Linked DNA regions of Homo sapiens: regions 1 and 2 are each linked to region 3. A link is a loop called in an ENCODE intact Hi-C map of the cell type or tissue named here. Cell type or tissue: A673. All regions are shown on one strand.

The links. Peaks named below come from ENCODE experiments on the same cell type or tissue, not always from the same donor. Only the 100,000 strongest peaks of a DNase experiment are listed, where the experiment ranks them.
Region 1: it touches region 3 in a loop (4-fold over the local background); 22 of 110 quality-filtered maps call a loop at or near these places.
Region 2: a loop joins it to region 3, with 13 times the contacts of the local background. A loop is called at or near these places in 23 of 110 quality-filtered maps.

The regions. Positions count from the first base shown.
Region 1 is chr9:36,976,932-36,984,931 of GRCh38, forward strand. All of the region lies in intron 5 of PAX5 (paired box 5), which reads right to left. Among named protein-coding and RNA genes, the nearest start is that of PAX5, 53 kb to the right of the region's middle. RefSeq lists an enhancer at 3,497-3,996. In A673, a CTCF peak has its summit at 3,428 (motif pointing right); a DNase peak (open chromatin) is centred at 3,420.
Region 2 is chr9:36,992,734-37,000,733 of GRCh38, forward strand. The region is part of intron 5 of PAX5 (paired box 5); the gene reads right to left. Among named protein-coding and RNA genes, the nearest start is that of PAX5, 38 kb to the right of the region's middle. RefSeq lists enhancers at 918-967, 2,278-2,437, 2,468-2,527, 2,578-2,647, 3,358-3,517 and 4 more. In A673, CTCF peaks have their summits at 3,276 (motif pointing right) and 7,395; DNase peaks (open chromatin) are centred at 408, 3,318 and 4,878; H3K27ac peaks cover 335 bases.
Region 3 is chr9:37,325,455-37,333,454 of GRCh38, forward strand. It overlaps ZCCHC7 (zinc finger CCHC-type containing 7), which reads left to right. Exons shown (of 9, transcript NM_032226.3): 6 at 2,345-2,380. Among named protein-coding and RNA genes, the nearest start is that of LINC01627, 65 kb to the right of the region's middle. In A673, a CTCF peak has its summit at 4,340; DNase peaks (open chromatin) are centred at 547 and 4,337; H3K27ac peaks cover 3,321 bases.

The sequences.
Region 1 (8,000 bases), 350 kb before region 3:
CTGCCTCAAGCCTCCTGGATCCGTTGATCCCTGAGCTACATACTGGGTATCTGGCCCTGCCCTTCCCACCAGAGCTAGAGAGAGCTTCAAGTCTTAGCCCCGTCCCCTACTGGAGGATGAAGACAAGTGAATAATTGCAATGTAGTGCGATAAGTGCTAGGAGCCTGAGAAGCAGACACAGCCCTGGGAGCCTAATGCAAGTGGCCAGACCCTATTCAGAGCTCACTCTGCGAGACACTGTTCTAAGCACCTTCCCTATTGGATCCTCACAAAAACCCTAAGATGTCAAGTCTGTTATTGCTTCCTCCCATTTTACAGATGAGGAAACTGAGGCAGGGGGTTAAATAACTTGCCTAGTCACAAGATCTAAAGATTGGGGGGGTGGGGGGAGGGAAGAAAAAAAAGAGTAACTTGCCCAAGATCACACAGCTAAGAAGTGGAGAAGCTAGGGTCCGAACTCAAGCAGTCTGGTTCCAGAGTCTGCTCCTAGCCCTACACTAACTCACTCCACTTAATCCAGACTAGGGGCAAGTGTAGCCCAAGAAAGGCCCCCTGTAGCCCGAGTCTTTTTTTGTTTGTTTTTTTTGGGGTTTTTTTGTTTTGTTTTGTTTTTGTGAGATGGAGTCTCACCCTGTCATCCAGGCTGGGGTGTGCAATGGCACCATCTTGGTTCACTGCAACCTCCACCTCCCAGGTTCAAGCGATTCTCCTGCCTCAGCCTCTCAAGTAGCTGGGACTACAGGTATGCACCACCACACCCGGCTAATTTTTTGTATTTTAAGTTGAGAAGGGGTTTCACCATGTTGGCCAGGCTGGCCTCCCAAAGTGCTGGGATTACAGGCATGAACCACCATGTCCAGCCTTACCCTAAGTCTTAAGGATGGAGTTAGCCAAAGAAATGCCCAGGGAAGAGGAATTGCATTCCAACCAGAGGGAACAGCATCTGCAACAGCCTGGAGGCACAGAAAGCATGGTGCAGGGGAACGGCTATAATTCAGCATGATTAGAATTCAGGAGTTGGAGGAGGGGAAAGGGAGTGAAGTGTGAGAGGCTCTTCCCTCTCTGTCGAGCTGTTCAGCATCACTATCCATTATCCAGAACCTAATATACACTCTGATATACAAACAGTGCAAATACATTATTGAAGCTCTCATGGTGTTGGTATGAAGAGATGGGATTTCTCTGTGCTAAAATGAATCAAGATGACCTGAAACAAGAGGCAGAAAGGAAGTAATACCTGGTGCATTGCCACAGGGCAAGTCTGTTCTCTCTAATCCATACTGTCCAAGTCCATTACCTCATACAGTAGTCCCTAATTACTCCACCTTACAGAGGGATATGCACACTAATTAGAAAGGATGTTAACCGCCATAGTGAAAATATTCTGAAGCAAATGAAATATTACTAGGAGCAAAAGGGTGATTTGTTTCTGTGAATTGTGCTTTTAAATGAGATCAAAGAATGTGAAAGGCTTCATTTTAATTATACCTGGAAGGACCTGGAAGGGATGCATACATCCCTTTTATGGCCTTCATGCACACAGCAGTCTCTCTCCCATCCCCCACTGCACAGAAATAAATAAATAAATAAATAAAAGGGTTTAAAAATCATATTTACTCTGATATCTTTGCATTACCCCTATTTGAGTTTTTAAATTACTGTCTGTATTTTTTCCCAAGGACGATATAACTAAAAAGAAGGTTCGTATTTGAAGTGTATCTATCTGATCATTGCACAAATGTTTTCAGGAGAAATCACTAAATTTCTCCAAGATGGGTATGGGTTTTGTCATAGATCAAAGTGAGAGGGAGGAAAAAAAAGATAAATCATCAGAGATCCAAAAATACTTTTCATTTGGAGAAGATATCAGGCCATTTCGATGGGGCTGATGGAGTCCCTGTTCTGTCTCCATTACCCGCAGCAGGCAGCCCCAGCCAGGAGCCAACTACCAAGATTATATTCCCCATAAGATGGTCCCCGATATCTATATATATATATGATCTTCAACCTCTATTGATTGACCAATTTCACAAGCAAAGACTGGTGAAATGAAGCTGAAATGAACATCATGCTTTAACTCATTGAACCTATCAGGCCTGAGTTAATCTCACTGTCCACTGTCTCTGATAGAATTCAATTGATCAATCATGTTTCGGTGATAGTACCATTTCACTGGCTTATTGCTTCTTCATTTCAGAGCTTGACCTGTTAGATGTACTCGGACTGGCTCGACTCCTCTTGGATACACAGAGATCAGCCTCTGTCTGCCAACGTGTGTCATCTCCTGTCCCAGTTGAAAAGAACTCAAGAGGCTTTTGTGTATGTCTGTGGTGTGTTTTTCCACCAAACACACACACAGGAATGGTGGATTTATGAGGGTGTGGAACTGAACAAGCACAAATTATAAGAAGGGCTCTTCATTATTCATGGAAGCACAATTATTTCCCTTTTATGTAGTTAAATTGACGTGTTTGGGCTCTGTACCTTATAGGGGCATATTCTTGTATTACACTGGCAAGTGTGCATGCCTAGACATCTGAAAAGGATAACAGCGACAAAATGATAACAATCGCACCCCTCAAATACATATTCCTGTGGCATATGAAACATTCATCAGCTTATCTGATTCTCCTGATAATCTCAGGAGATGGGCAGGAGATTACGATTCCCATTTTGCAGATGAGAAAATGGGCTCAGAGACGGAAAGTGGCCTGCCCAGGGTCACACAGCAGAGTTATCAGGCCAGGTGAGACTGAGAGCCCTGGTGTCTCACCTCCTCAGTGCCTTGTACCCCAGTGAGGCCAATCTCCAGGCAATTTCAGAATTACCAAGCCATTTTGGACAAATCACTTTGTCCCCAGCTCATTGGATGAAAGAAACATCCCCAAAATTCAAATCAGAGAATTCTGGAGCTTGGAGTGGATTCCAAGCCTGTCTACAGCTCCTTGTGCAGCTTGGAAACTGAGGCCCAGAAGGCAATAAACTGTTGCCCCAAATCACCAGGATACTCAGCAGCCTAACAGAGACTTGAACTTGGGTCCCAGGTTCTCAGGTCAAGACTTTTTCCACTTTCTCTCAATGCCTCCCTAATTTATGTCAAAACAATGAACTCCTATCGACAGAGAAGACTTCATTCCCTACTGTCAACATGGCCCAATGCACTGCTATGGTTCCTTCGTGGCATTTAATTTAATTTTCCCAACTCCAAGCCAAGACTATGCTTAGGGAAATCAGGAAAGCGGCTTGCACCGGTGGCTGCCTGAGGGAGGTGGCTCTTGGAGGCACAAGGCTGAGCCCAGCATGAGAGTCTCTGGAGGAGGCCAGGGCAATGACAGTCTGCAAATAAGCTTTGCATCTGCTCAGAGCTGGCAGAGTCTGCAAACACACTAATGGACTTCCCTCTGCCTGTGGGGAGTTGGGGAGAAGCCATAAATAAAGCAGGTGCCTCTGGGGGGAGCCATTGCCGAAGCCAGAGACAGGGCTGGGGATTAGGAGCTGGTTAAGGGTTGGGGGAGGGGCTTTGGGCCACCCACTGCACCGCATTGCACTGCCTCCCAGACAAAATGACAACCCACTTACCAGCAGCCCCAATCCCCACATCCCAGATTCCCCAGTCTCTGTTCCAGTCAGTCCCTTGTCTGATGATATCAATACATTCACAATTCCAGACACAGAAGGGTTGGGGGAGGAGGGTCATACAGTCTAATCTGGCCACAGTGTAGAGACCCTGTTGGAGGGAGATGAGACTGAGGCCCAGGGTCGAGTGGGAGCCCTCAGCCAGGACAGAGCTAACAGTGGGAATGGCTATCCAGAGAAGGGGGCAGGTTCGGGAGGTGATTAGGAGAGAAGGTATGCTGGAGTGAGTGACTCACTGGAGGTAGGGGAGAAAATGCACCTCTGAAGTTCCCTGTTGGAGGTTCTAGGCTGCTGTCTACTCCCACTCTGAGCAAAACCCACAGCCCCTCACAGCTTACTAGGCTTTACTGGTACTTAACTGGGTACCCCCCCAGCAATCCCACCTTTCTGACCTCGTTTCCTCCCACTCTTTCCCCGCTTATTCTGCTCCTGCCACACTCGCCTCCATAGGGTTCCACAGTCATGCCAAGCTCACCGGCCTTGGGGTCTTTGCACTTGCTGTTCCCTCTCTCCGGAAACTTCCTCCCCCAGATATCTGCCTGGCTCACTCCTCCCTCCATTAAGGCCTCTGCTCAAACGTCAGCTCATCAGTAGGACCACCCTCCAAAAACAGCAAAGCCCCCCCCCCCTCAGCCCTGCTTCATTCCCTGTCTCCTCACCTAGCTTTGTTTTCCTCCAGAGCATAGAACAGCATGCTGCTTATTTTCCTTATTTAGTTATTGTCTTTCTTCCTTAGAACGTCACTCATGTGGGCAAACATTTTTGTCTGTCTTGTTCATTGCTGTGTCCCCAGCAACTAGGACAATACCTAGCACACATAGCAGGCACACAATAAATACTTGTAGAGTGAATTTCACTGAAACTGGCAAAAAAAAAAAAACAAAAAACAGGTACAAAGGAGAAGGGAGACAGCTGCTCCGGTGTGACCTCCTACTGGGAAATAGTGGCCACACCCTCCCAGGGGACATCTGATGCTCCCCTTCCATGCCTTGCCTAAGGGAAAACAAAGGGGTCCCTAGGGAAAATCCCTGAGGGAAAACAGTGGGGTCTCCCAGGCCTTACCTACCTCTGAGACCACAGTGCCCGACACCACATCAGGAGCCAGTAAATGGATGAATGACACCCCAGGGAAGAGGCTCTGCCTTGGAAGTGTTTAAGTGACAAAAGTGGTGGAGCACAGAGAGCAAGCTCTGGCTCTGCCACTTGCCAGCTGTGTGATCTTACACTTCTCTCAACACATCTGTGCAATGGGGTCAATAAATCATGCCAGGCCTACAGCACTGGTCAGAGCAAACAAGCTGCTGGATTCCAAGTGAGAGAGTGCTGTCTGCACAGTGAGCACCTCCTAAGAGTCAATAAGGACTGAGAGTGAGGACAAGAAAACAGAAGCCATTTGCTAAATTAAAAAGAACAAGGGATGGACCCTGTGGCTCCCCACTGTAATCCCAGCACTTTGGGAGGCCGAGGCAGATGGATCACCTGAGGTCAGGAGTTCAAGAACAGCCTGGCCAACATGGCAAAACCCCACCTCTAGTAAAAATACAAAAATCAGCTAGGTGTGGTGGCACACACCTGTAGGCCCAGCTACTGGGTGGCTGAGGCAGGAGAATCGCTTGAACCCAGGAAGCAGAGGTTGCAGTGAGCCAAGATCATGCCACTGCACTCCGGCCTGGGCCACAGAGCAAGATTTCATCTCAAAAAAAATAAAAAAATAAAAATAAATAAATAAAAAATAAAAAGAACAAGATGTGTACAAAGAGGGGTACCTGGCTAAGGTGAATCCCTTGGTTCCAGCATTCATTGATCTGTTGCTGGTGCTCTGGTCCCAAGCATAGCCCTGCCAGGGAACCCAGTCTCAGCCCTCAGGGAGCCCATACTCTGTCAAGGAGAGAAGGCCTGGAGATGGACTTACAGTCCAAGCTTGTGAAAGTATCCTAAGAGAGCCCTCAACTGCAGGCAATGAAAGTCTAGAGACAGAAAGAACCTGTCCAGTGCAGGAGGATGGGGGGTCCTTCTCCTGGAAGGAGAAGGTGGCATCTGAGCCAGGATTTGGATTTGGGGGCATGAAGGAAGAGGCAAGGGGCATCCCAGACAAGGATAAGATGTGGGTGGGGCTATGCTCACTGACTGAGGCCCCTGGGAGCTTAGCACCCATGGAGCGGGGTCACGTAGCTTTCACACCTCCACATCTAAATCAGGCTATGCTTCTGTGTCTCCGGGTCAGGTTTTGCACACAATGGGTGCACAATACCTGCAGATTTTGCTTTTTCACAGACTCCACAGAACTTCCCAAAAGAAAGATACCCTAGAGAGAAACCCATTCATTCCAGTGGTTGTCGGTAAGCATGATCAGATCAGAGGAGATTTGGGAAATCTATGAATTATTACTAATATTGTTATGGGGGAGGAAGTATGGCATTTAATGGATGGGGCCAGGGATGCTACCCAGCACAGTTCAGCACGGTAAATAATTGGCCTGCATCTCACACATCTTTGGAATGACCCATCACACACTGAAGTTGGTGAAAACTCTTTATAGATAGGTGAGCCATGAACATAACTCTGTGTTTCCGACATACACAGAGATTTGGTGTTTTCATTTACACTAACTTTTCCAAGAATACAACCAACATATACATTGAGGGAAGATTACGCTTTGCTTTGGTTGGAATTTTATCAGGACATGTTCATAATTTCAGAAAATCAGTTCACTGATGGCAACACCGCCAGAGATATTTATATTGCCAAAAAACACAGCTGTCCACATTTATAGCTGCTGCATTCATGGAGATTCTACGCCTAAGTGCAAGCAACTAACTACTTTATTATGTCTTCTGGTGTAGTCATGTCTGAGCATTTACATAATGAAAATATATCATTTTATTATGATTTTACTTTTCTTTCCCCTTTTTGTTACAATTGGGGCATTAAATCTATTTTTTAAATTATGTGTATGAGTGGATTCTATTTCCTCTAAATTTCATTTTAGGATAGCAAAGGAAGCGCTACAAAATACTTGTTTTAAAGAGGAAACATTGGATTGATATGATTTTTTTTCACCACATTCAGCTAATTTTTGTATTTTTTGTAGAGATGGGGTTTCACCATGTTGCCCAGGCTGGTCTTGAACTCCTCAGCTCAAGGGATCCACCCCTCTCGGCCTCCCAAAGTGCTAGGATTACAGGCATGAGCCACCTTGCCCAGCTGGGGTTACACAATTTAAAATCACTATATATGATTCCAAGGCGCCTCCAGTTCTACCCTTCAAGACTATCCCATATTAGGGACTATCTTCCTAATTTGTCTTGCTAAAAAGGGTATAGCTCTAGAGAGAAAGAGTTCTCCAGACCACCTTTGAGGGACAGAAAGACAAGTACCAAAAACAACTGTGAAATAAATGTACTTCCTTGATCATGAATAGTAAAAGCTTGTTCCTAACAGACAAGACCTGGATTCCCTCTGCCCTTTTTAGAAAACCGTTTCCCAAATATAAGATTCCAGCTAGGACTGAGCCAAGGAGTCCCAGCTTCCTACAGCAGCTTCTCCTCCCTGCTGGAGCCTTCTCTCAGCTGTCTATACCTAGGTCAAGAGGGATAGGCCAGGGAGAGAAAAATCACCTTGAAAAATCAGTGCTCCTCCTGCCCTGAAAACATGCAGAATGCACGTTGGAGCTCCAAGAGCAAGGCAGGTGGGACTAAGACTGGGGTGAGGTGTAGGGCAAGGAAGGGGTGTTATGGGGGTTATATGCTGCCTCTGCCAACTAGTAGAGCAGTTATATGCACAGGCTCTGAAAACAGAGTGCTTGGGTTTGAATCCCAGCCTTGTGACTTACTGGCTTTGTGGCCCTGGATTGGTTATTGAACCTCTCTTTTTTTTTTTTTTTTTTTTTTGAGATGGAGTTTCGCTCTTGTCACCCAGGCTGGAGTGCAGTGGCACAATCTCGGCTCACTGCAACCTCCACCTCCCAGGTTCAAGCGATTCTCCTGTCTCAGCCTCCTGAGTAGCTGGGATTACAGGTGCACACAACCACGCCAGGCTAATTTTTTGTATTTTTAGTAGAGGTTTTTTGTATTTTTAGGGGTTTCATCATGTTGGCCAGGCTGTTCTCGAACTCCTGACCTCAGGTGATCTGCCCACCTCAGCCTCCCAAAGTGCTGGGATTATAGGCATGAGCCACCGCACCCAGCCTCATTTTTTCCAACAGCCAAAGGAAAACAGTATTGGTACATACACACTCACCACACTCGCCTATCACAAAGTGAGTGCTTCACTCTCACCATCAGCCTTGTACAGCTGAGGGTAGAGGGCAATTTTTTCCCAGTGGTCACACTATAAAGCCAAAGAGAGCTGGGCTGGGAGCAGGG
Region 2 (8,000 bases), 330 kb before region 3:
CACCTTTCTTTTAACTGAAACCACTTAATTGCTCACCTTATCTATATGAGTGATAAGTAGGCAAGTTCAGACTTTGCAGCAGCCTGAAGCAGAAATTTTCAAAGTGTAGTCCAGGGAGCCCTGCCAGGGTTGGAAGAAGGGGTCCCCAAGATACTTTCAGGTGATCTGTGAGGACAAAATTATTTTCATTGTTTTTTTATTTTACTTTAAGTTCTGGGATACACGTGCAGAATGTGCAGGTTTGTTACACAGGTATACATGTGCCATAGTGGTTTGCTGCACCTGTTATTTTCATATTAATGCTAATGTGTGATTTGTCTTCTTCACTCTCATTCTCTCACGAGTCTACAGTGGAGGTTTTCAGAAGCTGTAAGATGTGTTCCATCACAACGGAGTGAATACAGCAGCAGCTATGAGAGTCCAGCTGTTTTCTATTAAGCCAGACACTAAAGGGATCTGCAGAACTGTAAGCCAATGCCATTCATACTAAATTTTGGGTTTGGAAGATTCGGTTCTTTCTTATTTCAAAAATATTATTTATGTTACTTGTTTGTTACTGTTATTTTTAATAAATAAATATTTTAAACTTTCATCCATTTTAATTAACCCTCATAAACTAAAGCTCCTTGAAGTCCTTGATAATTTTTAAGAGTTTAAAGGGACCCAGGACCAAACATTTGAGAACTGCTGCCCTACAATAATGCCAAGAGGACTTGAGATGGAACCAGGAGAAACTCAAAATTTTGGTGCCAGAAAAAAACCTCAGCAATTCATTGATCTCCTGTTTTAGATGGAAAAACTGAGGCCCAGACAGAGAAAGGGACAGGAAGAAGGGACACAGCAGGGGCAGGGGTTTGAAGCCTTGTAAATTCTCTGACCCACAGGCTATGCAGCCAGGGATTAAACCATATTCCCAAGCCAGAGAGAAAGGACTGTGGGATTCTCTTCCCCATGGGGCAGCAGGGCATGCAGGGTGGAGAAAGCCAAGGCCATTTCACCTCAAGTTCCAGACCGCCTTGGCAGGGGACTGCCCACAGCAGATGAGACTATATCCCCCTCCATCGGCCCCACCACTCTTTTACTGGTTGGCCCCCAAACTGATTCCCTGAACTGAGATCCCCACATGGCAGCACCCTGCCCTCTCCCATACCCCCAGGGCTCTCCCGAACACCAGTACACCACCCCATGGGAAAAGGAACTGGGGGTAAGAGGAGGGGGAGGGGCTGGGGCAAACCAGGTGCACAAACAGAGAGGGTGGGGGTTCAGCGGCGTTGGCTCTCACGGGGGCTCTCGCTCACTGAATCAAAGTGAAACTTGGGGACCCAGGAGCGAGGAGGAACCGAAACCTGAGCCCCCACCCGTGGGACAGGCCCTGGGCACTAGGGAAAGGCCCCAGGAGCCCCTCCAATTGGCCACCTGGCCTCAGATGCCCTGCGTTACCACAGAGGCCTCCAGCAGTTGTCTATCTGGGTCTCAGCTGAGGTGCCCACAGCTACAAGATCAGGACAGAGATCACAGGGGAGAGTGGCCCGCCAGGCAGGGAGATGGAAACCAGGTCCTCACCATCTCTGCCACTAACTGCCCCCTGCATACCCTTGGGCCAAGCCTGCGCCCTCTGTGCCTGGACTACCCTACCTGCAGGGTATAGAGCACATGACCTGCCAAGGAGTGTGGCTGCTTGGCCACTGCCCTAAGTTCTTGCCTCCGCTACCCTACCCACCTCTGGCCTGTAAGCCTGACTACCCACTTCCCTGACCACACACATACACGCACGCACACTCGGCCCCACCGGCCAGTTCCAGGATCTGCCTCCCATTAGCTTCAGCTGCCACAGGCAGAGACTGAGCCAAACTGGTTTCTTTAGAGTTCATGCTAAGACTCCAGAAGCTCAAAGACCTTCAGGCCAAGGAAAACAGAGCACAAGTGCCGAGAGCAACTTGAGCGGGGAGCGCATGAGAACTCGGGCCCAGCAGCCCCAGATGACTGTTGCCTTGTGGGTTGCCAGGCTGCCAGCTGCCCCAGGGTTGCCAGATCTGATTTTTCTTCCCCAAAGAAGCCAGGCATCCATCCATACATGAAATTTCCTGATTTTGCAATGTTGGTAACTAATTCAAAATCATCATCAATACAGGGCAAGCCAAGGAAAGCATGGCTACCAGGCTGCCAATTCCCCCCTGGGTTCTACGTGATGCCCCCACCACGACCACACCCCAGCAGAACCTTGGTCCTGACTCCTTCCTAGACAAAAAGAGAACTCAGGTAACAACCCACCTCTCTACATGAGGGGACATGTAGACACCTCTCTACATCCAGGGGACAGCACACAGAGGGCCAGGGAGGGGACCTGCCCTTGGAAAGCCCCAGCAGAGGCCAAGACAAAATGGTGGTAACCTCCTTCCTGCCCCCAAAGCCACACTGGGAAAAGGAGATGGAGAGGCTGCCTGTTCACCCATACTCCACACTGGACCCTAAAGAATCCTTGGGTCTCAGCCAGTTGTGAAGGACCAATGACCCAACACTGGAAATCCCCACAGGGGAGTGGGCTGGTTCCAGAAAGCCAGGCCAGGTCCAGGCTCAAGGACAGCATTCCAGGTGGCAGGCCCTGAGTGGGCAATGGCCTGGAGACGGGAAGCTGAGCCAACACACAGGGACTGGAGGCACAGGAGGAATGAGCAGGAGGAAAGGGAGGCCCGCGAGAGAAGGGCAGGGCTTCTCTCAAGAACTGAGGTCAGTGCGGGGGGACGTGTGGGCAGCACCCCATGGGGAGATAAGACTGATGGGGCTGGCTGTCAACAGTGGGGATGGCGGACGGCCCTGTGAGAATGGAGGAAAGGAGGGAGAGGAAAACTGAATTTATCACATCGAAAGGCAAGGGATGCCAAGGATTTTCCACAGAGCCATCCTCTCTCTCTAGGTTTTGGGGGTTTTGCTGTGTGATCTGGGCAGACCGCCTCTCTTCTCTGAGCCTGTTTTCCCATGCGAATGACGGAGCGGGGCGTCTCAGGTGCTCTCCAAGGCCCTTCCAGCTCCCATGGGGGAGTCTCGAGGTCCAGGCTGGTGGCCCCAACAACCCCTCAGACGCCCAGCCCTCCCAGGCCCAGGGTGCTACCCTCTGCCCCCACCCTGGAGGCCTCCACCCCCCTGTGCTCCCTGTGCCTCTCTTCAGGGAAAACTGGGGCCTGACCCTTTTCTTCTGCCATGAAGCAGGCTGGGAGACTCAGCTTCCTAAAGGCAAAGGAGGAGGAAAGTGAGTGGCCCTTCATTCTGCAGCCGACACCTGGGGGCACTGTTGTTCAGCCTGGATGCCCCGGGCTCCCGGCTGCAGGCAATCGGCTTCTTCAGTACTATGGAATCGCTCCGTGGCTCCACAGCTCCAAACAGGAAGGTGGTGGTGGGCGAACCAGCCAGTTCCAGCTGCCAACAGGACCGTGGCTAAAGCCTGCTGCCCTCTGCCATGACGGGCCTCACGTCCTCAAACATAGGCCTCTCCGTGGCCATCTACTCAGCATTGACTACAGCCAGGCCCTGGGGCCACGCCCTTGGCAGCTGTCACTTCACTTCATTTTATTCTCACTGTAACCCACAAGGCTTGCGTCAACTCTATTCGCCAGATAACAAAATGGAGGTGCAGAGAGATTAAGTAACTCGCTACAAGAAGTCCTCAAACCATTTCATCCCTGCCCATGAGCCTGTGCCTTTGACTCAACACCTTATTTGGGGCTCTCCAGGGATCAGAGATCTGTGAACTCTCAATCCCACAGGGGCTGCCTATTACTCCTGACTCAGGAATCCTGAGCTTTTCCACATACCCATCCCTTCTGGGAGCTCTGAGAGGGCTCTCCCCACTTCCTGCTTCTGTTTTCTGCCCTCATCCCGGGAGCAGCAGACAGCATCTATGCATCCAGGGAAGGAAAAGGGTCCTAGGAGAGAAAAGACCAGGACCTGCCCATGTCAGAGGGGCCCAGGGCCCCAGCACGGTCTGTGAGCTTCTGAAGCCCCTTCCCTCTGGCCATAGCTCCCGTGGAGGTCTGCTGGGCAGGGCTGAGGGGGCGTCCAGCCTGAAAGAGACAGGGGAAGAGGGGATTTGGGGAGAGAGAGAGATAGCAAGAGAGAAAGGAAATTGAATGAGTGAATGAGTGTGAGAGAAAGAGAAGAAGGAGAGGGAGAGAGAGAGTGTGTGTGTGAGAGAGAGTATGTACGAAAAAGAAAGCTAGTGAGAGCTAGACCGGGAGACAGAAACAGACACAGAGGAAGGTTCAATAAACAGGAAATAAAGCCAAATAACACAGAATGAGATGCACCCCCAAAGACATGGGGAGAGACACAAAAACAGACAGGAGACAGGCATCCCCAAAAAGGAAGTCATAATGGGAGCACCTGGCTAAATGCCCCCCAACAAACCTCCCCATGAGAGTCTCATCAGACTTGGCATCTTCTGGAAAGGACAGGCCACCTCTGAACCCTGGCTGCCCTTCCTGTGCCCTCCTTAGAAGGTAGTCCAGAGCCCAGAAGGCTGGAAACTCACTTGCAACGTACCCCTACTGCCCAAAAAGAAACCTCTGGCCCCCACAGTCCACACTGGCTGGACAGGTCAGCTTTCTAAACTGGTGAAAGGGATTCGCACTCCGCTGACCTCAGTGTGTTCAGGGCCTTTCAAACTCAGGGCCCTGTGAGTTATTGTGAGGGGGACAGGGAGGGGACCTAAGTGGGGAGAGCGGCGGAAGGAGGTCTCACTAGAGATCAAAAGCCCAGGAAGGAACCCAGGGTCTGAGGCTGCCCTTTCACCCATGGCCGCTATTCACAGCCCTGCCTGCTTTGCCAAGTCTCTCCCTGCCACCACCTCCTCTGGGCCTTCCGGAGAGGGAGGTGCTGACTCAGCCTCCATTCCCCTCACCCAGCAGGATTCCTGAGCCATGCCACAGCTTCCTCGACGAAAGCTCTCAGTTCAAACCAACCAAGAGACAAAGCGACATCTCATAACTGGGTGGCACCCCAGCCTGACCCTCAGAGCCATCCCGCAGGCCTCCCAGGCATCCGTGTGAACCGGGGCTGTGCCGAGAGGCTGCGCTGGGGATAGAAATGATTTGTGGCCCCTGCCCTGTCAAGTCCACATGAGTGGCAGCCTCAGGGTCAGGCAGCAGAAGGGAAAGACAAGTGGGTAGATGCACTTGCAGACACAGTACTGGCACAGAAGCATTGGCCACCCAGGCTAGAACAGGCCTGCCTCAAAAGTCACAGAGTCCGAACCAGAATGTCATCCTTGACTCTTCTGCTCCTCATTTGTCCAGCGCCTGCTCACACCTCTGATGATGGAGAGCTCACTACCTTTCTAAGATAAAGCTTCCATTCTTGGCCCAGCCTGGCTGCTTCTGAAAGCCATATGTTGCATTCAGCCATAATCTGCCTCCTGCAGCTTCCTTTAACCAGCCCCAGCTCTTCCTCCAGAGGCCACAGAGATCTTACCTGCTGCTGAAGAACAGTTCATCTGAGACTTGGACATAGTGGCCATATACCCGAGTCTGGTCTTGGAGGCAGGCATCCTAGGAAGAACTCTAGAATCTCTATACTGAAAGGGCCCTTCGCCAATCCACTGGCCTAACAATATTCTAGTTAGTTTGTTTGTCTTTGCTCCAGAACTCTACTCGGAGCTTTCTATGGAAGCCCAAAATACCAAACAAAAGCACCCTTGACTGAGGATAGTAGAGGTCCCTCCACTCACCCTCGTTACTAATTGTGAACCCTCTAAAGGAATGTGACTGATCCACTCTACCAAGGAGCACTTACTGAGCACCTACTATGTGCCAAGCACTTGTATTAGAGCTGTGTTGTCCAATACAGCAGCCGCTAGTCCTATGTAGCTACTGTGCACTTGAAATGTGGCCAGTACAATCGAGGAGCTAATTTTTTTATTTGATTTGATTTTAATTTTAATTTTAAAATAGAAGCAGTGTAAAATATTTGTCCCACTAAACACAGCTTTATTGTTTTGGTAGGACTACATCTAACTTTAACTGTCAAACGTTTCGCATCCAAATTGAGATGTACTACATGTGTAAAATACACACCAGATTTCAAAAACTTGGCAGCAAAAATAAGAGAAAATATAGCATCAAATTTTTTATATGCTGACATGTTGAAATGATGATATTTGGGGTATACTGGATTAAATAAAATATATTATTAAAATTAATTCCACTTGTTTCTTTTTACTCTTTTTAATGTAGTTACTAGATCATTTAAAATTACACGTGGCTTGCATTCTGCTTCTGTTGGATAGTGCAGGGCTAGTCACTGTCATGTTATCTTTTTACCTGAAACACTCAGCAGAGTGAATGTTTCTTGAGCATCTGAGACACATAGCTCAAAACTATCTCCCTAAATGCTTCTAGACTAAATGTTCGAAAGCCTCCGTCAAAGTCTAAGCCACCCACATCTCTCTACCTCTCTCCCTTTCCAAATCCTGCCGTGCTGGTCCTCTCCCTGCACATGCTCACCAGAGTCCCAGACTTGGCACAATCTCTCTTGCCTTTGATTGGAATGCCCTCTCCTCCCTTTACCCAGCTCTCAAATGCCACCTCCTATGAGGAGCCCCCAAGATCCTTTTGGTCAAAACTGGCCCTCCCTGCCTTACTCTTTCCCCCAGTGTCACCTCACCCACTGCCCTCCTCATCAGAGGAATTTCAGCTTGCCAGTCTTGCTCGCCACCTTACCCTCTGTGGTTGGATCCTATCACCCGTTCACCTCTGCAAGATCTGGGCAGGAGGGTGGCCCCAGGAAATGCCCTCAGAGCAAAACTCAAGTCTAAGCTGGGGATGACTGTGAACTAGGCAGCAGAGTAAGCAACTCCACCTTGCAAAGCCTCAGTCACCTCATCCGAAAAATGGGCAAGGACCCTCAGCTGTCTTCCTCTTAGCTCTCCATTGCCTCTCTTACCCCATGATTCTTCTCTCAGGCTGCTGATGGTACCGCACTGGAGGCCAGAACCCTCACAAATCCATGGTTTGCAGCTGCCATGGGCCAGCCGGCCAGTGTGCCTGAAATATCCCTGTTTCCCCAGTGGCTGCTTCTTACTTTCTCTGCTCTCCTCCAACCTCTGGCCTTCAGGTCTCACTTCTCTCTCCGCATCCAACCTGCTAATCATGCCCTTCTGATTGAAACTCTTCCCCATACTGGCCCCAGGCTCTGCCCAGCCCCAGACTGCTCCGCCTCCAAAGCGCATCTCTGAAAGGGCTGAGGGACAACAGGTAGCTGGAAAATACCAGGGAACTGAGGCCTCAGGAGCACTCCAGCTCCTCCTGACTCCCCAGTCCATACCAGCTGTATGGCTGTGTAGCCTCCATCCCCTCCCCTAGTAAAACGGAAGTGACAGTCTCTGCCTCTTTACCTCCCCCTAGGGCCACTGCAGGAATCCAGAGAGATACAGAGAGAGGATGGGAAACATCAGAAGGGGGCACTTATGCAATACCCCCGACAGACACTTCCCTGGTGTGAGCCCGGCCATTGCTGCCCACCCCTGGGATCAAACGTGCATACTCTCAGTGGTGTGGGGTAGGAGTTAGGGGGAGGCTCTGGTTGATTGGGTTTGTCCCCCACTCTTTCCACTCCTATAAGCTTCCAGGACCATCAAGTCATTCTCCCTTCTACCACAGACCACTGACTGGACTGCCCCCTAAGTCTTCCTGAGGATCAGGACTCTACCATATATATCAGAACTGGAAAGATTTCAAAGATCACCCAGGCCAGGAACAGTGGCTCATGCCTGTAATCCCAACACTTTGGGAGGCCTAGGCAGGCACATCACTTGAAGTCAGGAGTCCAGGATGAGCCTGGGCAACATATCAAAACACCGTGTCTATTTATTAAGAAAAAAATTTTAATTAAAAAGTAAAAAAGATCATCCAATACCACATCTGATTCTTGATACTCTGTTGGCAGCCCAACAAGTGGCCACTTAGTCTCTGCTTACATATCCCCAGAGATAGGGCACTCATTACCTCCCG
Region 3 (8,000 bases):
AAATTACTTTATTTTATGCAATAGGTATATAATTTTCCATGCAATAGATACATACATTTGGGTGCCATGGCATTCTATTTGATAAGAAGAAAAATACGTGCAACGACTAGGGAATGGTAAAAAGAAGTTGAAGCCATAATAAGCAAAAAGAAAAATTAGGGTTTTAAAAATTCATTGATGATACATAGATATAAATAAAGATGTGTGCCTTATATTGACACCTAGTTTGAAATGAAAAATATTTGTTTACTTTTTAACCTCAAATATAAATAAGTATTACAAAAAATAGCAAAATGAAACTATGCATGAGAATGTTGAGTAAAAATACTTATGAGACAGTCAAGTAGGAGTTTTTAAAAATTACAATACTATTGTCTAATAAATGAAAAGAAGTTTCATGTCTCTCACTACTAATTTTCTATATTGGGCATCATCTTCATGTACAGAGCAATCAGATGATTGTTCAAAAACCAAGTAATTCTTTCTTTTATTACTAAATTGCTGCAACACAAGAAAAGGTCACATGGTAGAGTGGCATTCTGCCAGTGTATGACAACTCAGTGATTGCGATTTTTCAACCGTATTATTCTGAGGACACTGTGGTAATCAAGAACTATCCATAACTAATGTATAAATAACTGCTTGCTTATTTCTACAATAATCCAACTCAAATTATATATACACAGCAAAAAGCTTATGATAGAAGGTAGGAAATGAATATTTAAGGATATATTGTACATTAGATATTTGTGTGTATACATGTTTATAAAAATAGATATTTCTTGTATATATTCTTAAGAACTTTTGTAACAAAGTTTGTGGCTACATTTGGTAACTAACATGATCTTTGCCTTATGAATCAACCTTTTACTTTTTAAAAATAGTTGTCTTTTCATCAGTGTTGTTCATCCAGAAATGACTGGATATAATAAGTGGGTTTTTTTAGTAAGACACTTTAGTTTCCAGGAATTTGATATTAAAACTGGAAAGCTGACCACTAAACAGTCTTTCCTATAGAAAGCTGTGTAGACTGCTTTCTATAGGAGCAGTCTACACAGCTTTCTATAGGAAATTACACAGGAAAGTTAAAATGCGTAAAGGATAAAATTTTTCAGCATAGATATGTTTCAGCATAGTTGAAACATATCTACTTTTTTGTCTAATCACTTATGGTGGTATAATCAGTAGAGGTATTGGCATTCAAATGTTTCTTAAATTATTATCATAGCCATGATATTTTCAGATTGTATGAATTACCTTTGTTAGTCTTATCAATACTTTGAAAAATAAATGAAAGAGGAATGACAAATCAAGTAAAGAGTTGTTTCAAACTAGGTATCAAAAATTACAAAGATTTCAGAAAGTCTTACTCTAATTTTAGGCATGCATCTATAAACAAAAGCTATAAATTTCCATTCGCTTTTAAGAATCACCATTTCCTTTGCTTGGTGTTTTAATTTATTCCAACCATTTATATAGTTACAAACAACACACTTTTTGCTCCTGAGAAGATGGTAAACTGATCAACTATACATAAGCAGCTTGGTTAGAAAAAGTGTCCTTAACAAGGTCATAATTTAGGCATAAGAAGATTTATATATGTGTTCGTAAGAAAATATATTCTAATCACTGTTTTTGTTGTTCCTGCTATTGTTTATATTTGCTTGTTTGGTTGGTTCTTTTGTTGTTACCTATTCTAGTTTCAATTAGTATATCTTTTACAAGATTATCGACGTTTTGGGGATTTTTAAAGTTGTTTTTGCTACAGATGTGGATATGGAAAGATTAGACAGTTTGGACTTTAGTTTCTTGCAGTCGTTTTTGTTCTTGTTGTTTTTAATTCTCTTTCTTATAGAGTATTAAAAGTTAGCACCAAGTGATTCCGTAAAAGATGCCAACAGCTATCACAAATATGTAATAACAGTGAAGTCTTCTTAAAGCAGTTACTATTAAATTGTTTTCCATCTTACTACCAAAGTTCAAAATGCTGTTTTAAAAGGTGTACTTGGTGAGTTTTATTGATTTTGACCACTGCTGTTCATTTATCAGTTTAACTGAGTTATGGCTCTTTATCACATCTTAGTGCCCAAAACTTGTAACCTGAAAAGAAAAAGAGAGAAAACTTTGTTACTGGCTTTCTGACAATGGCGGGGAGTGTGTTAAACCAGTGTAAAATTCAATTAAACTGTCTAGCCAGGTTTTTGAAGCTGAAATGCAGACCCTTTCTGTTAAGCTTCTTATTTTCCTGTGACCGACACCGGTGGATGCTGGGTTATGCCAAAACCAACAGGCTGTAAAGTACCTTGTTTCATGCTCCCAGCTGATCAATATTTTTATTTTCCAGGCTTGCACAGAAATCTGGAGGCAGTATCACCTAACGGTGAGTAGAAACACCTTTTTTATTTTCCCCAAGACCTAGCCTATTTACCCTTCTCTGAACTGCTGACCATAAAATATAGACAAGCATCTTCTGCTGGAAGATAATAAACATCTGAAGAGTTTTTGTACGGAGAAAGCAATAATACACTTTTTCTCTTTTCCACTGCCCCCTACCCTATCTTCCTGTTCTTAAAAGAATTTGATTTTTTTATTACTCACATCATTTAATGATTACATCATGGTATCTCTTAGTCTTCCAGACTATATTCATTAAATTAAAGGGAAAAAGTATACTGGGAGCCTTAAAGAGTAATAATCCAGTGTCTTTAAAATGTTGTATTATCCACAGTCCACAAGCATTCAGTCCACAGTATCTTCAGTTGCTTTTACTAAAACAGTTACTGATATTTTTCAATGAACCTAGAAAAAGCTTAGTGTATATTTCATATAGAATAATTCAACTGTCATATCCTTAAGCCCTTCTTGACTTATTCAAAATGTATAAATATCTGCTTAATACCATTCAAGTTATTCAATTCCTAGTTTCCTTTTATTGTGATTTTAGGCTAAGTAGAAGCAGAAAATACAGTTTGCTAGAGAATCTAATTGACTGGTGCTCAATATTATGAAGTTAGTTTACTTTTAATGTTCAGCTTAAATCATTTCAGTAATTCACCATAGCCCTACTACTCACTTCTTTTACTGTATTAAATATGTTGTGCTAAGCAACAGACCATTATTCTTTTAATTATTACAGTTATATAACATAATATATATTAATTAAAAGTTGTTAAACATTGTTTCTTAAGGTTTAGCATAGTTAAAAGTTTTGTTTACACAAAGACAGGTTGTAAAAATACAAAGGGCAAAGTTCTTTCAAAACATGACTTCTTATCATTCTCCTTAGAGAAATAAAAAGTAAACCAACAAGTAGACTCAAACTACCTGTCTGTCTGTCACAGGCCCAAGAGGCCATAAATTATATAAGGTGGTTTGTTTTCACATTTTGTGATTACCATTTAATTTTTTTAAAGATTTTCAGTAGAAAGCTGTAACTCCTCAACTATTCCTCAAATCTCAAATTAGGATTTGTTAAAAACTTAAGTGTTATACCCAAAAATATATACATACCCATGTATGTTACACATATATATTACAAATGTAATTCATCTGAATACATTGTTTGTGCTTATGTAGCAGTTTTTTTATCCTATCATAATATAGTGAAATCATTACAGCCTAAACTTAATTAGAATCTAATTATATGTTATACTTTTCAAGATGACAGAGCTACTCTTTGTAACTGTATAAAGTAATATCCTTATAGATTTGACATTGCATTTATTTTAGCTTTTCCCCTAATTTAAACAATTCCAATCTTGAAGTGTAGGAAGTATGATTTTAAAGCTGCTCTTTTGATTATTTACACCTGTGTTCGTTTATATACCTATAGTTAAAGGGTAAAAATTTGTTTCAATGTAACAGAAATATTTGAAGGTTTGCTTAATATTTTAGCTGTTCAGAAACATAAATTTTAAAAAGAATCATTAGGAAAAAATAATACAAAATAAATTTACTTTTTAAGGAATTACAATATATTCTATTTATAGGTATAACAAATTCAATTTGAAAACTTTGTTTGTTCCAATCTGGAATCCTGGTTAATTTTTTAAAATAATATTGAAGTTGCCATCACAGTTTATAAATTATCAAGTTGAAATTAATAATGAGTTTACTATGCAAGTATAAATATAAAACTAGCATGTTTATGAACTTGTGCATATATCAGTGTCTCTAAAATAAAATAGTTAAGTAATTATTTAAATTATCAGTATATGGACAATATCCAAATGTATGCAATGAAGCAATATTCAGTCTTGAATAAAAACAAGATGCATGATGATTTTAGTCATCTTCAGCTCTTTTACTAGGCGATGGACTGCCATCTATTGACTCCTAGTAGCCCTCACACATGAATGTTGAGTCAATCAGCGCAGTGACCAAGTAATGAAGCCTCAGTTAGAATTGTTACTACTTATTCATTTAAACCAGTCTGCTTAAAACTCTGGAGCTTTCTACACTTAAGCATTGATTAATTACTTTTTCTAACCAAAATTGTCATATTTCTTACCCCAAATGATGGCAAAGATGATTAGTATCCAGTTTGGAGATGTTTATATTTGGGAGCTTTACAGTTGCTTTTATCTGCCTCCCAACTAGAGGGTCATTTACAGAACGACTTAAATTTTAACAGTAAATTAATGTTTATCCAGGAGTCGTTTTCTTTAAAAACCAAAAAAGTCTATAGGTTAAACAGAATATTGTTTCTCAAACACATAAGAAAGGTGGTGTAGTTGATTGTTACAAGTGGACTTTTGAAATATTCCAAATAAAAAATTCCTTAAAACACTTTCAGAACTAAGAAGAAAGTTATAGAAGTGTTCACTATTTTCAACAATTTCAAGAAAAATAAAATGAAATATCTTCAACAACCTGTATATGAATATAATAGCTTTTTAATCAGCTAGACTCGACTACATTAATAAAAGCTAAAGACCATCATTCTAAAGGGTTCATGCTAATAAAACTAAAAAGACTACATATACACAAACATCCATATTATAACAACCATCTGGTGACACCATCTTTCTATGTTTTAATGATTCTATAATTATATAATTTAATGTCTTTATCAATTTGGAGACCATGAAAAAAAGAAAAAAATATTGTTTTTACTTAACAAGTACATAATTTCCTCAAATAGTTAATATTTTTACCTCCTTCAAAAATGTTTAGAATGCTTTTAAATGTTTAATAATATAGCTAAAATATAACTTCTTGTATTTTCATTTCTGCTACATTTTCAGATTTTTGTAGAGCCTGACTTTTAATGTTCTTTTTCATCTTTCAAATAACTCATTCTAGATAAAAATTTCCCCCTTTATTCGAGAAAGAATGTCCCTTCCCCCACCCCCTGTCATTTCTACTCTCATTTATATTAAAAATCCTAGGCCAATATGGCCACCAACAGAGTTTTACAACCAACAGAATTTTTAACTAGTAGAGGCTATGATTTGACATGAGTTGGACATTTGGTTAATCTTGTTTTTAATCTACTTACTTTAAAAAGTAACCAGGAGTTTGCTATTTGAGGGCTGTATGTGTTAAGAATCGAAAAGGACAATGCATCTTTTATGTTTAATTTTGCATTTGATTTCTTTGTGTGCATTGTTAAAATGTATTTCAACCCTACTGCCTTTTATTTTAACTGAAGGTTTAAGCAGGAAGCAAATGTAACTGTTTTAGAAGAATTAAGCCTTAATTGTTTTTTTATATATAATGTTTTGAATGCCTAGAATTCACACTTCAAAAAATAGACTATTTGTTATCCGGGAAATGGGGAAGAGTAGAGAAATGAGTGTGCTTGACTTCCTTTCTGGCCTAAGAAAGGCTTATGGCCACAGTTTGTCAGGGTATATCTTATAAACCATAAGTAACAATATTACATTTCATTTTGCCACTTAGTTTTCTGTCCTTACCTGGAAATACCCATTTAGAAATGTATTTTTTGTGTTTTCACAGTTTGGAGTTTTATACTGAGTGAGAATGTTATTCTCTAAAGCATTCTATGCCATACTACAGAGTGGGTACCCCTAAATGTCAACAGATTTGGATTTAACTCTAGAACTATGTTTTACACTCCAGAAGGAAGGAATAAGAAGGTGGTTTTGGTTCTGAGACTATAGCTATGCAAAAGCCTTTATCCTGAGATTGTGATGTAAGATAGGATAGATAATTTTCTAATTGCCTAATGCTAATATGGAATGTTTTTCCTTTAAAATAACTTAAAATGTGAAATGAAGAGATTCAAAAAGTCAGCCAGAATCTTTTCTTTTCCTGGTTAATTGGATATATGTTGGGATTCCTAAATATCTTTCTGAGAGGTCCTTGGCTACATAAGCAGATCTGTAAAAACCATAATAACCCCATCCACACAGTAGATATCAAGTGATAGGTCTGTTTTTCTCTGTGTGCGCTTTGGTGTGTTTAAGAAAATAGAACTGGTTACATACTGTCTTGTAAAATGCTATCTAAACACCATTTTTATTGGTACCATTTTTGAGGCCTAGCACATAGGTTTTCATAAGCTAATACATTATAAGTTCATTTTGGAAGCTTTTGTTTTGGTAGTTCAACTTACTTTGCCTACTTCCTCAAGAACCAGAAATACTCTTGTATAAATTATAGTTTTTTTCCTCTGTATCTGGTATTGCTGTTTTAATGTTTTGATTGATCAGGTGTTGCTATTGAGACATTACATCTCTGCCAAATTGTCAGAGGTTTAGTTTTCATTTAAAATGCCCTTAGTACTAAAATACTACTGAGGTGAACGTGATTGTGCTCTGATCATTCAGAAGGCACATGACTCTTTTGTAGTGCTTCAGAGCCATCTTTCCATTATAGTACTATAAAATAAATCAGACTGGTTTATCTTTTGAGTTACTTGGTGTTTGAATAACAAGATTTTTTTTTTGAATAAGCATTGATGACTTGTAATAGTCCATCTCTGATAACAGAGATGGAAAATACATTTGGAGAATGACTAAAATTTTTAAAGATTTTTCAAATGCAAAATTTATATGAATAGTTTTATGTTATTTAAATACTTATCTTGTTCTTAAAGAATTTGCTGTTAAAATTATCATCATAATTTTTACTTCAGTCTTCTCATATTTTGAGTTTAGTAGGAATGATAATTACTACATTTACAGAGTAAGTCAACTGATTTTTTTTTTTAATCTTTATTTCACTGGCATGTGGAACCACATTTTGCCAGAACTTATCATTGGAAAATGCAATTTCAAAGCAAATGAAACCTGGAATTATCAATCTCAATAAATGAGATTCTTTTAAAAATAAATAAAATTTGCTAAATCATCAAAAAGCAATTTTCTAAAGCTACTGTAAAGGAAAGGGGGAAAAATGAATGTTGTGAATTATAAATGCATGTTATTTTTCCTCACATAACATTTCCTCAGATATTTAGAAATTGTATGTATGCATATTTATTTGTGAATGGAGTTAGAATAAGATCATTTAGATTTGGGTGTAATTTTTATTTATTGGAGCACTTGTGAGAACCTTAGTATTTTCTTCTTTACAAAGAAATACTGAAGTGTTCACTCCTTCAATTCTGAAGTTACTTGATTCTCAGTATTTTAATGCAAATACTAATTTGGTTTAAATGGGAAATCAATATGGCATATTTTGCATAGTTTTTTCCTTGCATTAATATATTTAGATAATATCAAGTACTTTATGATGGTAATCCTAATGTAGATTTAAGTGTTTCAGATAATGAAGCAATGAGAAGTATGCAGCCTTCACTCAATTTAGGAAAGATTTATCATAAATGTTTTGGCATAGAAGCAGCTGTGCTTTTGCCATCTTCTAAATATCTTTAATGACCTACTCACTAGTCATCATGAATTTGGCTCATATTTTTAGATATTAGATGTTCAATAATCAAATAATTGAATCTGAAGTTCTACTATAAATAGTGACTTCCTTTCTTTATTTGACGGAAAAAGTCCCTGTGCTTTTTATTCCTGCCCCTAGTG